2 separate regions of the Homo sapiens genome follow, and region 2 is linked to region 1. Evidence: read pairs that join two places in POLR2A ChIA-PET (ENCODE). Cell type or tissue: Panc1. All regions are shown on one strand. Each heading gives the region's core, and the rest is flanking DNA. Links, peaks and the distances in the headings are about the cores only. Region 1 overlaps RAB8B (RAB8B, member RAS oncogene family). Region 2 overlaps LACTB (lactamase beta).

Evidence for each region. Peaks named below come from ENCODE experiments on the same cell type or tissue, not always from the same donor. Only the 100,000 strongest peaks of a DNase experiment are listed, where the experiment ranks them.
Region 2: POLR2A ChIA-PET joins it to region 1 with 9 read pairs; 4 of 35 experiments call an interaction of 5 or more read pairs at or near these places.

The regions. Positions count from the first base shown.
Region 1 is chr15:63,215,958-63,221,458 of GRCh38, reverse strand. All of the region lies in intron 1 of RAB8B (RAB8B, member RAS oncogene family), which reads right to left. Among named protein-coding and RNA genes, the nearest start is that of RAB8B, 29 kb to the right of the region's middle. In Panc1, for the core only: no CTCF peak of the experiment used is centred there; no DNase peak of the experiment used is centred there.
Region 2 is chr15:63,133,068-63,138,322 of GRCh38, reverse strand. All of the region lies in intron 5 of LACTB (lactamase beta), which reads right to left. Among named protein-coding and RNA genes, the nearest start is that of LACTB, 14 kb to the right of the region's middle. In Panc1, for the core only: no CTCF peak of the experiment used is centred there; a DNase peak (open chromatin) is centred at 2,342.

The sequences.
Region 1 (5,501 bases), core at 195-5,194:
AGCTCAAAGGTAACCACTGACATGGCCATTCAAGCTTTTTGCTTATAATACTTCTAGCACAGTACTAGCTTCCATCATAATACATACAGTATAGCTTCATTAGTTATTTATAATCCCTCCCTTCTCCCAAAGTAGACTGTATGCACCACAGGATACTGGATACCTTTTTAGTTTATGTAACTCTACAATTACCCATCTTAAAATATATGGCCCCATCCAACATATCCAACATTATTTTTCACAATTCCTCAGCATAAAACCTCAGAAATGCCTCTTTCATGCTCTGTGGTATTCCCTGCCTCTAAGCATTTTTCAAGATCTCCCCATTGTCTGGAACATTCTCCATCCTTTCCATCTGAATCCTGAAAGTGCCTCAAGATTCAGAAACTCTACCTCCTCTGTCCTCCAGTTATTCCAGCCAACTCTGCTCACTCTCTACCCTAAACTCCTACAGAATTTAGAATGCATATCATTATGCATGTGGCAATTAATTATTTTTGTTGTTTCATTTAAGTTTTACCTTCCCAATTACACTTGAGCAGAGGATCTAGCACTGTATACGGCTGATTAAATAAGTGCCTGATAAATGTTTAAAGGAATAAATGAAAGATAAACCCTTTTTAAAAAAAAGCAGGAGCCTCATCTTTTACTTACAGTACTTCATTTGGAACCTCCCTCCTGTTTGCCAAGCAAGTAACAGGCACTCAATAAACATTTCTTGACACTGATCAATTACTTTGGAATACAATCAGGTTTACATATGTCTAGATTGATCCTACTGGAATGAATCTTAATGGCTGGCAAATTAAGTTACATATTTGGGTAACTTTAAGTGATAAAACAAAAAAGTGAAACACAAAAAACACTAAAATATGAAACCACTGAAAGTTTCAAAAAATACCACTTGACTCTTACTCCTCCTTACTCTTATATGTGCAGTGAACACTGTACTCTCTTCTATTCTCATGTTCTTGTCCTACTGTCTTTCCCTCCATTTAAAAAAAAAAAGTTGGTCTGTACACAGTAAATTGACTTCATGACCCAATAAAGGGTTGCAATCCATATTAAAAACACCGGCCTAAAGAACATTCTAGAATAATTTTCTTAAATTATTAAGTACAAATGACAAAACAGTACTAAGCATACATAAAGTAGATGTCTTCATTTTAGAATGAAGAAAAGGCAACAATGCAGTCTCTTCTAGAGAAATGAAATAGAACGAAAGGTTCTGCTACCATTGTCTCAATTCTAACCACGTTAACTTAGACAGGTTTAGGGGTTCGGGTGATTTTTAAAAATTCAACACACTGAAATAAATAGCAATTTTGTAATTATATTAAAAGGCCTGATATAAGGGCTAACACTGAAGTGGGGGGAAATAATTGGATATTTCATATTGGTTAGAAAGTCTTACTTTCTTCAGAAACCATAGTTTTCTTAACACTTGGACAACAATCACAAAACCAAATGTTGTGGATGTCTCTACGTTGTGTGGGAACTTCTACCATTGTTCCAACAACTAGAATGGCTTCCAGAGTCCATGTAGAAAGAGTAGAAAGCAGAAAACCAAAAAAGAAGAGAGATAATAGACTCATTACCCAAGAGACCCTCTCAAAAACACAGCCAGTTAAGCCAGCAGTGGAAGCCTTCCATCAATATAGGCTCAATAGTAAAAGACCCAGTTTTCTTTCATGGAAAAAAAGGGATCTGTCTGATCAAATACAGCCTCCATAGAATTGGTTTTTCTAAAAAATGAGACAAGTCTTCAGTGGCAAACTGCCCCACAGCAGTGGCTTTCTGCCTTTTTTAACCCACTGGTAAGAAATAATTTTTATATAACAACACATTCCACATATATACATACTTACATAACTGAAACAAAAGTTTTATGAAATAGCACTTGACCCTTACTCCTTGTTACTCTTACATGTGCAGTGGACTCTGTGTTCTCTTATCTGTTGTCATGTTCTTGTCTGTTCTCTTTCCCTCCATTTAAAAAAAAAAAAAAAAGTTGGTCTGGACACAGTAAATTGACTTCATGACCCAGTAATGGGTTGCAACCCATATTGAAAACATTGGCTTAAAGAACATCCTGGAAGTCAAGTAAAGGTCACATTCTCTCTCTCGATCTCTTTCTCTCTTTCTTTCTTTTTTTTTTTTTTTGATGGGAGTCTCGCTCCTTTGCCAGGCTGGAGTGCAGTGGCGTGATCTCAGCTCACTACAATCTCTGCCTCCCAAGTTCAAGCAATTCCCCTGCCTCAGCCTCCTGAGTAACTGGGACTACAGGCGCGTGCCACCACCCCGGCTAAATTTTTGTATTTTAGTGGAGACGGGGTTTCACCGTGTTGGCCAGGATGGCCTCGACCTTCTGACCTCGTGATCTACCCACCTCAGTCTCCCGGCACCTGGTGATCTCTTTCCTTCTAAAAAAAAAAAAAAAAAAAAAAAAAAAAATCCACTGCTGGAAGAAAAGATCATTTTAGCTTCACTTTTTAGTGAGAGAGAGAAAAATGACAACTTCAGGGTCTTGTATATAGCTGCCCCTAAAATATTTGTTAAACTTAAGAGGCTAAAGTGTTTTTTTTTCTTCCTATTTTGTGAGTAAAGTAACATATTAACAAGCAGGGAGGCTAAGATTTAAAGGAAAAAAGGAGAATTCCAATAATGGAAATACTGCTTGAGCAACATGCCCAATATTTTGAATATGACATTGCCGGGAATTCCTGTATCACCTGAGATACTTTGATTTATCAGCCTAAGGCCAAGAAACAAAAGAGAGAAACGCCCATCACAAAAGGCCAGAAGAGTTCAGTAGTGTGGTAACTGACATCATTTCAAATGAATGAAGTGGGACTATGCCCTTTAAATGAGGAAATAATTGCCTGCAAAATAAATGACTCCAGCTTAAAACAATCCAGAATGTCTAAAGCACAAACTCTTAGAACAAAATGCAGCCAAACAAAATGAGCTTCAGATTAGATAACCCCGTATAGTGGAGTCCAACGATATTCTTCAAGATACTCTCCTGAGATCCCTGCTCAGCAGATAATGATGCTGACAGCTATAATGGGATAGGCTATCATTAATAAAAATAGCTAGCACTTCTTAAGGACCCACTTAAGGCCAGGCACTGTGATAGGTACTGAATATTCCTTATCACTATTCTCATAACAAGTCTGCAAGGGGGCTTTAATCCCCATTTAACGTAAGAGGAAACAGAGGTCCAGATAAGTAACTTGCTTATACTTGTAGAAAGTGATAAAACTGGGATAATGAACTCAACTGTTATATTTTAAACCTTCACCTCCCATTGGTGCATTTCTTTTGCCAACATAAGGGTAGAAGCATAAAAAAAAAAGAACAGATAACCACATGTACAACATACATGGAGCAATAGGAAGGAAGTGAGGAAGGGGAAAAAAGGCAAAAAGGAACTGGTCCTTTTAAATAAGAAAGACATTATTTCAGAAAATGGCAGCTTCGCTTAGTTTGGAACCTAAGCTTTAGCTCTATAGTTCTAAGTGTCTATTTTAACAGCAGTTATTACTATGTGAGCTCTGTACTCTCAATCTAGGGAAAAGAATCTTGCCACTAGAAGAATAATTTTAAAGTGAGAGTCTGCTTTTGATACAAATATTTGATATAGATACTAAGTGGAATAAACATAGCGATCTACCCTTCTCTCTCCCGAAAAACTGTCTTTATCACGTTTTACTTTAAATTGTTTAGATTTTCCTCAAATTAAAAAGACAAGCTAAAGGTAATAAAATATTATTAAAGGCAATGCTTTAATTATACAGCATGGAAACCACTCATTTGCACAATGAGCATTTTATAGCTGAATGAAACTCTTCTCAAGCTTGGGGAAAACACTCAGAGGTATTCAAAATAATTAGTCCTTTGATCCTTCATTTGGTTTCAAATGGCCATAAGTGACTCTCCAAACTTGGTCAAGGATCTGGAGTTATTATACACAGTACCACCCAACAATCGTCTTGGTTAAGGCTTTCTCACTGACCCAAAAACATGGCACATGGTGAAAAACATTTTCCTTAAATGTCTAAATTGCTGCTGGAATAAATACTAGAAATGATTAGAAAGTTCCAATGGAAAAACCCCATATTCCATTCAATATTTTTAAATGTAAAGGACGTTTATTTTTGCATCTTTTACACAAAAAGAAAGTAATTATATAGAACAATCCTAACTCCATTACGCTTATTCCTCAAACCATTAGGCCCTCGTATGTACCATCTTTTCATTAGTCTCTTCGAAGTACATTTGAATTCCTTTTATCTGACTAATCATACATTAATCATATATGATTTATCTAATGAGATATCTGATTATTCTTTCTAAAGATGAAGGAAACTACCATGAGCTCAGAGGATATAAGGAAATGAAATGAAAGAAAATTAGATTCAGTGGAACTAAGAGAAACATAGATGTAATCAACCCATGTGCATCTAGTCAGAGGCCAACTTCTCTCTAGCAAAAGTCCCCCAGTGTGTTAGCAACAGAGACTACTGCACTGATACCACTTTATGACTAAAAAAGGAGGAATACTTTACAAGTCAAAACTTTTTTTTTTTTTTTTTTGAGACAGAGTCTCACTCTGTCACCCAGGCTGGAGTGCAGCGGCATGATCTCAGCTCACTGCAACCTCTGCCTCCCAGGTTCAAGCGATTCTCCTGTCTCAGCCTCCCAAAGAGCTGGGACTACAGGTGCACACCACCATGCCCGACTAATTTTTGTATTTTTAGTAGAGACAGGGTTTCATCATATTGGCCAGGCTGGTCTCGAACTCCTGCCTTGTGATCTGCCCGCCTTGGCCTCCCAAAGTGCTGGGATTACAGGCGTGAGCCACCGAGACAAGCCACAAGTCAGAACTTTTAAATCAGTGGTACTGAACATTTAAAAGTTGGATTGAGGCCAGGCACAGTGGCTCACGCCTGTAATCCCAGCACTTTGGCAGGCCAAGGCAGGTGGACTGCTCGAGCTCACGAGTTCAAGACCAACCTGGACAACATGGTGAAACCCCAGTTCTACTAAAATACAAAAAATTAGCCGGGTGTTATGGTGTGCGCCTGTAGTCCCAGATACTTGGGAGGTTGAGGCAGGAGAATTGCATGAAACCAGGAGGCGGAGGTTGCAGTGAGCCAAGATTGTGCCGCTGCACTCCAGTGGGGGAGACAGAGCAAGACTCTGTCTCCAAAAAAAAAAATAATAATTAATTAATTAATTAATTAATTAATTAAAGTAAAAGTTGGATTGAAACATTTATATGGATGTTAAAAGAGAGGAGAAATCACAGTAGATAATATATATGAAAAATTATAGAGAAGAAAAACACATCATATGGTGCTAAGATGCTAATTATGGACTCTTGAATAGGGTAATTTTCTTTAATTTTTCTTTTTTTTGAGACGGTCTCATTCTGCTGCCCAGACTGGAGTGCAGTGACACAAACAAGGCTCACTGCAGCCTCAACCTCCTGGGTT
Region 2 (5,255 bases), core at 1-5,000, 83 kb after region 1:
AATACTTTTTTTCAAGGGTGGGGGGACAGGGTCTCACTCTGTCACCCAGGCTGGAGTGCAGTGGTGTGATCCCAGGCTCAGGTAATCCCCCACCTCAGCCTCCTGAGTAGCTGGCACTACAGGCACACACAACCTTGCCTGGCTAATTTTTGTATTTTTTGTAGAGAGAGGGTTTTGCCATGTTGCTTAGGGTGGTCTCGAACTCCTGGGCTCAAGTGATCCACCTGCCTCCACCTCCCAAAGTGCTGTGATTACAGGCATGAGCCACTGCGCCCAGCCTTATTTTTAAAATGCTTCTTAAATGTCTTTAGAGACAATATTCATCACTTGGTATTTATTGTTATAAGAAGTTTGAAAACCAACATAATTTCAAATGCATGTTATAAAAACAATCCCACTTTAACATTTAGTATTAACATTTGAATTGAACTACCAGTAGAGAGTCTGTCAGCTAAAGGCATGAAAAAGAGCTTGATATGGAACAATTCTTAATTCTAGAAGACACTTTAGAAATAGAAGGTAAAGGCCATATTTATACTGTCAAAATACAGCCAAAGTTGAGAGAAGGTGGGGGATGGTTAACGGGTACAAAAGAAACATAAATAATCAATAAGATCCAGTATTTGAGAATACAACATGGTGATTATGGTCAATAAAAATTGTACATTTTAAAATAACTAAAAGAGTAGGATTGGATCATTTGTAACACAAAGGATAAATACTTGAGGGGATGGATAACTCATTTTACACGAGTGATTGTTTTGCAGTGCATGCCTGTATCAAAACATCTCACGTACCCCATAAATATATACAGCTGCTATGTACCCATAAAAATTGAAATTAAAAATTTTAAACATTAAAAAATGCAGCAAACACTCCAGAAAATATTCATTTTATTTGGTTTTCATCCCATCTAGTTATAAAATTAGAAATTTTTGTTGCAAACATTGTGCCAAACACATAAAAAATATGGCCAAGTTCTAATAATAAGCCGAGGCATTGACTGAGGATTCCCCTATCAACAAATTGAGTGTCTTTCAGTGGCAAGAACATTCACTGAGCTCCTTTGTGATGTTCACTTACTGGGTTATTTAGTGTACTTGCCTATACAGAGTATATTTGCTACACAGAATCAGTATAGTTATGTGCCTAAACAGAAACAGTGTCCCCACTGTTCCATTTAAGAAAATCCCAATTTTATTCAAGACAACAACATATCCAGTTAAAAACAATTCTCTTGCCTCCCTTACAGCTAAGTGTGATGTTGTGACTCAAATCTGAGCAAAAGAATTTAAGTGCTATTGTGAGGTGGGATTCTGGTGAGATACTTTTAAACAGGTGACAGACACCGTATGGTACTATTTTAAACACATGCATAAACACACAGAGAAGTGATAAAGAAGAGAAATATTTACTCCTGGAAACATAGTAACTCTAAAAAGCCTTAGTCAGGATATTATAAACAGGTTTATGGTTATACCCAACAAGTCAGTAGACTACATAACGAAGCTGGAAACATTTTTTTCCCCTCAAAATGGTACCATAAAACAAATGAATCCAAACATATATATTTATTAAGTTTTACTTCAAGGTTTTATTTTTGCCTGTATCTTTGAAGAGATTCCTTTTACTCCCTGAACTCCCCCAAAAAGCTGGTGCCTTTAAACTCCTTTAAAATAATTATTACAAAAAAGAATCAGAGTTGAGTTTTAGAGGCCCAAATAGATACTGTATCAAATAAAATAAATAAAGCAAACAGACAAAACATTTTCCTAGGTAACAATATTTCCTCTTTTAGTGCCCTATTTTATTTCAGCAGCCCATTTTATCTAACTAAAATGAATCAACTACCCTTTAGAACCATCGAGAACTACCAAAAATTAAAACAAGACAAAACAAAAAAACCAAACCAAAAGCATCTCAGAGCTGATAGGGACCCTTAACACTAGAGATAGAAACCCATCGCCTTTTTTCAAAGAATAGAAAATAAAATGAGCTAGGCTCACGCCTGTAATCCCAACACTTTGGGAGGCTGAGGAGGGAGGATCATTTGAGGTCAGGAGATCAGCCTGGGAAACACAGCAAGATCTCATCTCTACAAAAAAATTTAAAAATCAGCCAGGTGTGGTGGCACACATCTGTAGTTCCAGCTACTTGGAAGGCTGATACAGGAGGATCACTTGAGCCAGGGAGTTCAAGGCTGCAGTGAGGTATGATTGTGCCACTGCATTCCTGCCTAGGCAACAGAGTGAGATCTTGTCTCAAAAAAAAAAAAAAAAAGAAAAGAAAATGAAATTGACTCACCATCATATGGCATATTTTGATTTTTGCGCAAGTCACAAGTTAATTACTCATCAAGAAAACAGGAAATAATAGCTGCTCTGCAGTCTGCACATTCACAGAGACTTAATTTCTAGCTTAGAAAAGAGGCTCAATGAGTGGACATAACGTCCTTCTCCCCCTTATACACAGAGCTAGACGTCCATTTTCAAACTTTCAGATGTCTAGATCTAAATCATAGTAAGGTCATACATCCATGCCATCTTTACTAGAGAATCTTTTTTTAGATTCAACTGACAACTTCTGGTATTTGTCTTTTGTTTTTGAGACAGGGTCTCATTCCATCATCAGGTTAGAGTGCAGTGGCATGATCACAGCTCACTGCGGCATCAACTTCCTGGGCTCAGGTGATCCTCCCCGCTCAGCCTCCAAGTAGCTGGGACTACAGGCGCATGCCACCATGCCCGGCTGATTTTTTTTGTATTGTCTGACAGGGTTTCACCATGTTGCCCAGGCTGGTCTTGAACACCGAGGCTCAAGCAATCCACCCCTCTTGGCCTCCCAATGGTATTTATCATTTTTCTTGTGCTTTCCAGTAAAATATAATGCTAGATCCAAAAATAATAAACACAAAGAGTCTGAAGTAGTTGAGAACCACAGGCCATTTAAAAAATTAAAATTCATTGCTTGTTGCTAATCTAATTTATTTTGGGTCCCCAAGAAATCTCTTTTAGGCCACAAACTGATTTGCAATGCATATTTAATCCTTTTAAATAAGCTGATAATTGAACAATTATAATTTAAATACAACAGAAGATTGAACAAAACTAGTATGTAGATAAGAACACAAAGCTAAAAAATTTTCCAAAAAAAGCCACCATTTCATCTATTTCTTTATAAAGTACAATTAAACCATTTGTAAAGCATGTACTAATGGAAATATGCAAGGTAAAAGTAATAGTTGATTTGTTAAATGTGCTACCTTTCTAACAAATCAAATAATAAAATGGAAAATAAAATATAACTGTAAAATTCCTATCAGTAATTAACATTCAAAATTCTCTTCCAAAGCCCCTTTCACAAATTACTAGCAAAAATTATAATAAAATTTTAGTTTGACATAGTCCACTGAATGGCTTTCAAACTTTTTTTTTAACCTCAACCCACAGTGAGGAATATATTTCTCCTTTTGACTGAATGAAAACACACACACACACACACACACACACATCACACACACATCACACCCTTCTAAAACAGAAGTTTTATGGAGCAACACAGTGGCCAGTGGCATAGATGGCTGGTTGTTCACAAAATTGACTCTTCTTCATTAGTAATAAAGTAAAGCAAGGCACATGCCTGCTCAGCTACAAATTACATTTCTCAGCCTCCCTTGTCGCAAAGTGTGACCATACAGCTAAGTTTTTGCCAACAGAAGGTGGACAGAAATGAAGTGTGACACTTGCAAGTCTGGAGACCTTAAGGCCCTGAGTACATGCTCCATACCCTTTCTCTTTTCAGGAGGCTGGGGCACCTGCAGGGCTGTGATTGAGCTTCAGGTGTACAGACAGGGACACCACTGTGGAGAGAGGAGCAGTAAGATGGATGAATCTGGCCTCTTAAAGGCTTGTGGGGAACCAATCAGAACAGCTCACCTCAGGAATGCTGCAAGGGGGAATTAAACTTTTATTTTCCTCACGCCACTGCATTTTGGTGCCCCTTTAATGCAGCAGCCTAACCTTTATCCCAAAGCTTATATTTACCTTTACTACCTGCAATGTACTTTATCATATTCTATTCTATTTTTTTCCATTAAAAAAAAAGAAATCCTGGTACTCAACCCACTAAACTGATTTTCCAACTCAATAATTGGACATACAAACCTACAGTTTGAAAACCACTATGGTATGAAGAGAGAGGAGTAAACAGATAAAAATCAGTAAAGAATACAAATACTTAAAAAACTGAATTAATTCTGACCACAAATAATCAAGATATAACTCAACTGGCCATTTTATAAACTTCTGACTCACCCTCCTAACATTTGACACAACTGCCCTTTCATAAGTATTTTGTTCTTTCTGAATTAAAGTATTTTTGAAAAGTTACCAAGTATTTGCTTTCCAAATACTTTTTCCTCTAATAATAAAACCCCAAATTACTTTAAAAAGTCAAACAAATCTTTATCGCATTTGCTAATACTGTGTCTCAAATTTTTCTCTACAAAATAAGCTCAAATGTTTATAATTTTAAAATTCAATACTTCCATGTGTGTTTTTTGAAGTATACCAGTTCAGACAAGAAATCTGTATTTAGTTCACATTACTTTAATCCTGTCTCATCTCAGCTGAACATGGAAATTTTTTAGCACTTTCATATAGTCTTGTGCTTGTTTTATTTAATTAACTAAGTAATTAATTAACGTTTAGAGACAGGATCTTGCTTTGTCACCCAGGCTGGAGAGCAGGGTATAATCATAGCTCACTGCAGCCTGAAACTCCAGGGCTCAAGTGATCCTCTCCTCCTGATTAACTAGGACCGCAGGTGTGCGCTACTATGCCCGCCTAATTTTTTAAAGAATTTTTGTAGGGATGGGGTCTCACTCTGTTGCCAAGGCTGGTCTCAAACTCCTGGCCTCAAATGATCCTCCTGCCTTGGCCTCTCAAAGTGCTGGGATTACAGGCATGAGCCACACAGCACCTGGCCAGAGTTATTTTAGATTATGTAAATTAGTAGTTAAAACTCTAAGTCATAGAAAATGTCTCCATAAGAGAAAGCATAAATTAAAATATAAAATTTGTAAAGGCTAAAAAGCTGACTAAACCCTTTCCTATTATAGTGGTAAATGAATCAAATATGAAATTATATAAAATCATAGCATTTTTCACTCCTAAGGGTAAAAATTCTAGTTAACTTGTCAAAATCTGTTCTAAAGCCTCTCCATAAAATATTAAAGTCTGCTTAAGCAATTTGCC